2 separate regions of the Homo sapiens genome follow, and region 1 is linked to region 2. Evidence: chromatin contacts called from ENCODE Hi-C or POLR2A ChIA-PET data. All regions are on one chromosome and are shown on one strand. The core of a region is the stretch at or near the end of the contact, and the rest is flanking DNA. Distances in the headings are between cores, read along the strand shown. Region 1 overlaps CDK19 (cyclin dependent kinase 19). Region 2 overlaps LOC105377941 (a long non-coding RNA gene).

The links. Hi-C counts contacts between places; a loop is a spot of excess contacts on that map. ChIA-PET counts read pairs that join two places held with the same protein, here RNA polymerase II (POLR2A). Pooled maps may share reads with other maps.
Region 1: a loop to region 2 is called in a pooled map, with 3 times the contacts of the local background. The contact joins two enhancer-like sites. A Hi-C loop is called at or near these places in 1 of 37 single-sample maps with no recorded cell type and 2 of 50 pooled maps. POLR2A ChIA-PET finds 5 or more read pairs at or near these places in 5 of 52 experiments (OCI-LY7, WTC11 and activated T-cell).

Annotation. Positions count from the first base shown.
Region 1 is chr6:110,652,829-110,655,528 of GRCh38, reverse strand. The region is part of intron 4 of CDK19 (cyclin dependent kinase 19); the gene reads left to right. Among named protein-coding and RNA genes, the nearest start is that of CDK19, 160 kb to the left of the region's middle. Within about 2 kb of position 1,313, at least 3 of the 41 ENCODE cell types and tissues checked have a DNase peak (open chromatin) inside an H3K27ac peak, as active enhancers do.
Region 2 is chr6:110,588,625-110,591,403 of GRCh38, reverse strand. It overlaps LOC105377941 (a long non-coding RNA gene), which reads right to left. Exons shown (of 4, transcript XR_942866.3): 4 at 2,308-2,525. Among named protein-coding and RNA genes, the nearest start is that of SLC22A16, 110 kb to the right of the region's middle. RefSeq lists an enhancer at 482-541. Within about 2 kb of position 1,388, at least 3 of the 41 ENCODE cell types and tissues checked have a DNase peak (open chromatin) inside an H3K27ac peak, as active enhancers do.

The sequences.
Region 1 (2,700 bases), core at 64-2,563, 64 kb before region 2:
AAAAGTAAAAATTTAGTTTGGACAAGTTGAGTTTGAGGTGACTGTGGTAATGGCTACTGTCAACATATCTCTGAGATATATGGAAAGTTAGAGACCTAGAGGTATAGATTTTGGTGCCATTAGCATATAGAGGATTTTTATTTTTATTTATTTTTTTTTTTTTGAGATGGAGTCTTGCTCTGTTGCCCAGGCTAGAGTGCAGTGGCGCGATCTCGGCTCACCACAACCTCTGCCTCCTGGGTTCAAGCAATTCTCCTGCCTCAGCCTCCCAAGTAGCTAGGACTACAGGTGCGTGCCACCATGCCCGACTGATTTTTGTATTTTTAGTAGAGACAGGGTTTCACTATGTTGGCCAAGCTGGTCTCGAACTTCTGACCTCGTGATCCACCCACCTCAGGCTCCCAAAGTGCTGGGATTACAGGCGTGAGCTACCGTGCCCGGCCTATCGAGGATTTTTGAAACCCCAGAATAAAGTAAAATAATAACTTTTAAAAACCGTTATTCAGAAGTGAGCTTGGCATGTTTTGGAGTATTTATTCTAGTTTCCTTCAACTTCTGTTCTTTCTTTCTTTCTTTTTTTTTTTTTGGAGACAGAGTTTTGTTCTTATTGCCCAGGCTGGAATGCAATGGCATGATCTTGGCTCACCATAACCTCCACCTCCCGGGTTCAAGTGATTCTCCTGCCTTAGCCTCCCGAGTAGCTGGGATTACAGGCATGCGCCACCATGCACGCTAATTTTTTGTATTTTTAGTAGAGGTGGGTTTTCTCCATGTTGGTCAGGCTGGTCTCGAACTCCTGACCTCAGGTCATCTGCCCGCCTTGGCCTCCCAATGTTCTGGGATTACAGGCATGAGCCACTGCACGCAGCCATCTTCTTTTCAAATTGGGAACTTGCCTCTCAGAGGACACTTATACCTTACCCCATAGCTGGATGGATTATGAGTACAAACCACTGGCAATTTAGCTCATTCACTTATTTGTTTACTCATTCAACAAATATGTATTAAACACAGTATGTACCTAGTTCTCAGCAGACGTATAAAGTTGTGACAGAATGACTCTCCCTGCCCTCTAGGAAGTTGCAACCACAATGATCAGATTCTCCATATTTTAAATCATCTACTATCTAATCAATGAAGTTGTTTTAAGGGGTAAGCAGTTATGATAGACTAATGCTATTAGCAAATAACTGCTTAAGAAAAAAAGAAGAAAAAGGCATAGATTTTACTCTTAGGTAGTTCTTTGCCCTATTTGTTACAGTGCAGAATCTTATTTGTTCAGGGTAAACAATGAAGAACAGTGTAAAGAAAGGAGCATGAACTGAGGGTTTTTTCCTGGGAATGTATGTTTGTATCAAATGTGAGGAAAGTTGTGTCACCACTAACAATATTTAAATAAAAGTATAGTTGTAGCCATTAATATCAAGCCGGCACTGTTCATTGTTTCAGAAACTACTCCAATTGATATTCTGATTGTCTCTGTTCCTATTATTCAGGATTGTAGACAATTGTGTTTGTCTTTTTCTCTCTTTATTGGTACTGATAAGAGTCATATTATGAGTTTCATATTTTTGTCCCAAATGTCTTGGGGTGGGAGAAAGCAAATGTAGTAGGAAGATTGTGTATCTTTAGGCTGTGCTACTCATAATGTGCCAATTAACTGAAATATATTTAACCCTGTGAAAAAATTGATTCTATAGAAGGAAAAAGCAAATCTGGAGTACATGTTAAGTATCATGAATATAAATTAAAGCATTAAGTAAATTCTGCTAAAATGCAGATATTTCAGGAGTAGCTTCTGAGTAATCATATTACTTATCACATTATTTCCCTGACTTTTGCCTTTAAAATACAATTTAACTAAAATGAACCCTGGGCATTGGTTTATCTATCTGATTTTATTGCCGATAACTTAAATGTGAGGCATCCAACTCTTGCCATTTCTACTGTTTCTATGGTAACCAAAGTGTGCAAACCCAGCAGTATCACTTTCTTTCACAGCTGGCATTTTGTGTTCACAGTAAGAAGAGGAGTTTTAGTAAAGCATAGTCTGTGTTACTTGGGATGTAACTAGGTCAGAACAATTTTGGTATCCTTTCTTCATCCTTTTAGGTTTTTTATGTGGGTGAAGGTGTGTATGCATGAACTGTAGTTTTCTTTTTTTTAAAAAAGAGCATATACTTTCACTAAAATTAATCACCATTAGTCTTTTGAAAATTAAGCATAACATCTGCAAACACAACTTAATATAGAATCTTGAGGATTGGATGGAGTTGCCCTGAGACTTGACCCATAGCCTTGTATACCCTTGAATATTTCCATTAAGAAAGATGAAATGATGGATGTGAAATGCTTTGAAAAATTAAACACACTTTGATGGTGATTATATTATTCATTTTGTTATTATTCATATTTTGAAACATCAAGTATCTTGAGACCTTAACATTTATTTACTTGTTCTAAAGGGAACAGGCAATCCCAGTAAAGAAATGCACATTTAAAAATGACTTCCTTCTGCAATTCCAGGTCTTAACTTGACTACAGGAGCCCTTCTCTGTGGTTACTGCCCAAGCTCTAGGTTCTGTTCTCAAACTGTGCAAAAGAGCTCATAAGCTACTACTCCCTTAAACGATGTCACTGCCTCTGCCCTCATCTCAGACTTTACATGGAGAGTCCACACTTAGAGCTTCCATAGGCTTC
Region 2 (2,779 bases), core at 139-2,638:
TGTTTGAACAAAGGGTTCCTCCATTTTAAGAAGTGTTACATATGTTTTGGCAGTTGTGTGCAGCTTTATAATTGCCTTTCTGGGAGGGGACATGTTTATCTTCTCACCCCATCATGCCAGAAGTGAATGTTCAATTCAATTCTTGTTTATAGTTTCCACCTCTCTATTGAGACTCCCTGTCTGTTGAGTCATTGTCATTATAGTTTTCTTTAATTATTTGAACATATATGTAATAGCTGCTTTGAAGTCTTTGCTGAAACTAACTTCTGGGCCCACGCAGGGTCAATGAGTACTGCTGGTCCCTCATCTGAACCTCATATCTCAGGGTTCAGTCAGCACATTCACTTCCTGTGGTCAAAACTTCGTGGGAGACCACATCATTGTTCATAACCACTTTTAAAATTCATCATGAGAAATCCCTGTCCAAGGAGAGAAACCTCTGATGATGGAACAGCTGAGGAGAGATGACTCTGGGCTGAGAAAGAAGTATTAAGCAGGGCTGGGTGGCCTGGCTTGGTGGTCCGGGCCTTCTGGAGGCACTGCAATGCTGGGCATCTCCAGGAAGAAAGAAGACCCCTCCCACTAGCACTTCTTCCTCTTGCCAGCAGAGAGAGAGGATGCAGCGGGCCTGGACTCAGAACATAGGAGCTGGAAAGACACAAGACTCTCTGGCTTCAAGCTCAAGAGCTGATGAATTCATCCCACAGTCAGGATGCCATGGGGGCCTGGGATGGGTTAGACATACCTAACTCCTCAGCCAGCTTCTGGTCCCCTATTGTGCTTGTGTCCACCTTGTATACATCTGCCTCGGCCTTTCCTTTCCTGTCCTTTCGTGGCTGACCCCCACCGCCCCTGCATCTAACAACTCTATTTAGTTAAACACTGCCTATATTCTATCTGTTTATAGTAGAGGCCCTCAGCCTGGGAGCTACTTGTGAATATCTTCTCTTTGATCTATTGACAGCATAACCCTCAGAGAGTCATGTTATTTCTCACATTTCCAGCTCCCGAGGGCCTGTGTTTGCGTATCTGGGTACAGAGAAATTCCCCATCTTGATGGCGAGCTCTGGAGGGCACAGCACAGCTCTGGTCAGGAAGATCTGGGTCCCAGCCCCTCCCTGGTGCATGGTGTGTATGCCCCTCGGTGAGCTCTTTGGAGCCCAGTGTGTATTAAACTGTGAAAGGAAGACCACAGGGCTCATGCCAGGGCAAAATGAGCTAAGGATCATCCAGCATCCAGCTAAGATGTTATTGACAAACATGATCACCTTTTCCTGTCTCTTCATGGCAGGGGCCTTATTTCCCGTGCACCCCTACATCATCTAGCCCAGTTCCTGGTTCTCAGTTGCTGCTCAGTAAATATTTATTAGGGGAATTACCTGATGCTGGTCTCTTCTGCTTTTTTAATTGGTGGCTTTCACATTGTGTTCAGTGCAGTTTTAGGAGTTCTGACGAGGTGCCTGAGGGCCCAAGTGGGCCAGGGTGGGTGAAGCCAGCAAGGGTAGGTGAGAACTGATAAGAGTGGACAGTGGGGGAGTGGGATGAGTTGGGCTCTAGGCCTGCCCCTATGTTCACACTGCTAGTTTGCATTTAAATTGGTATAGGAATAATATTTTCTTCCTTGAAGAAGGAATTCTGTGATTTAAAGTTTGAAAATAGGCTGGACATGGTGGCTCACGCCTGTAATTCCAGTACTCTGGGAGGCCGAGGTGGGTAGATCACCTGAGGTCAGGAGTTCAAGACCAGCCTGACCAACATGGTGAAACCCTGTCTCTACTAAAAATACACACAAAAAATTAGCTGGGCATGGTGGCACACACCCATGATCCCAACTACCCAGGAGGCTGAGGCAGGAGAATCACCTGAACCCAGGAGGCTGAGGTTGCGGTGAGCCGAGATCACACCACTGCATTCCAGCCTGGGTGACAGAGCAAGACTCTGTCTCAAAAAAAAAAAAAAAAAAAAAAAAAAGTTTGAAAATAACTGCCTATGCTTTGAATAGTTTAGAGGAGGAATTTAATTTTATGAATGATGCAAATGTCTATCTCCATCTTCATTGTCCCAAACATTAGCCATTACAATTAAATTAAAAACTCAGTTCTAAGTTCTTCAGCCACACTGTTCATATTTCAAGTACTCAGCAGCCACATGTGGCTACTGGCTACCACTTTGGGCAGCACAGATATGAACATTCTTATCATTAGGTAACTGCTCAATGTGTTCATCTTGCCTACTACCCAGAGAGAGCAGATTTTTCAAGACAGGGGAATGGCAAAAGAGAAGGAGTTTAATACACAGAGAACTGGCTAAAGGGGAGATGGGAGTTTTATTATTACTCAAATCATCCTCCTCGAAAATGTGGAAGCTAGGGTTTTGCAAGGATAGTTTGGCAGACAGAGGACTAGGGAATTGGTACTGCTGATTGGTTGGGGATGCAACCATCGGGGTGTGGAAGCTGGTCCTGGTGCACTCAGTTGGCTTCTGGGTGGGAGCCACGGAAGAGTTGCTGGTCCCGGTGGGTCCATCTGGTCAGAAAGGCAAAAGCTTGAAAAGACATCTCTAAAGGCCAATCTTAGGTTCTACAACAGTGGTGTTATTTACAGGAGTAATTGGGGAAGCTGCAAATCTTGTAACCTCTGGAATAATGGCTGGTAATCATTTAGCTATGCCTACATGGTAGCAGAGTTCAGGCCCCTCTCATTCTCCTAACCTGGTGAGCTTCGATTAGTTTTACAAAGGTGGTTTAGTTTTGAGGACTATTATCATTTAAACTATACAT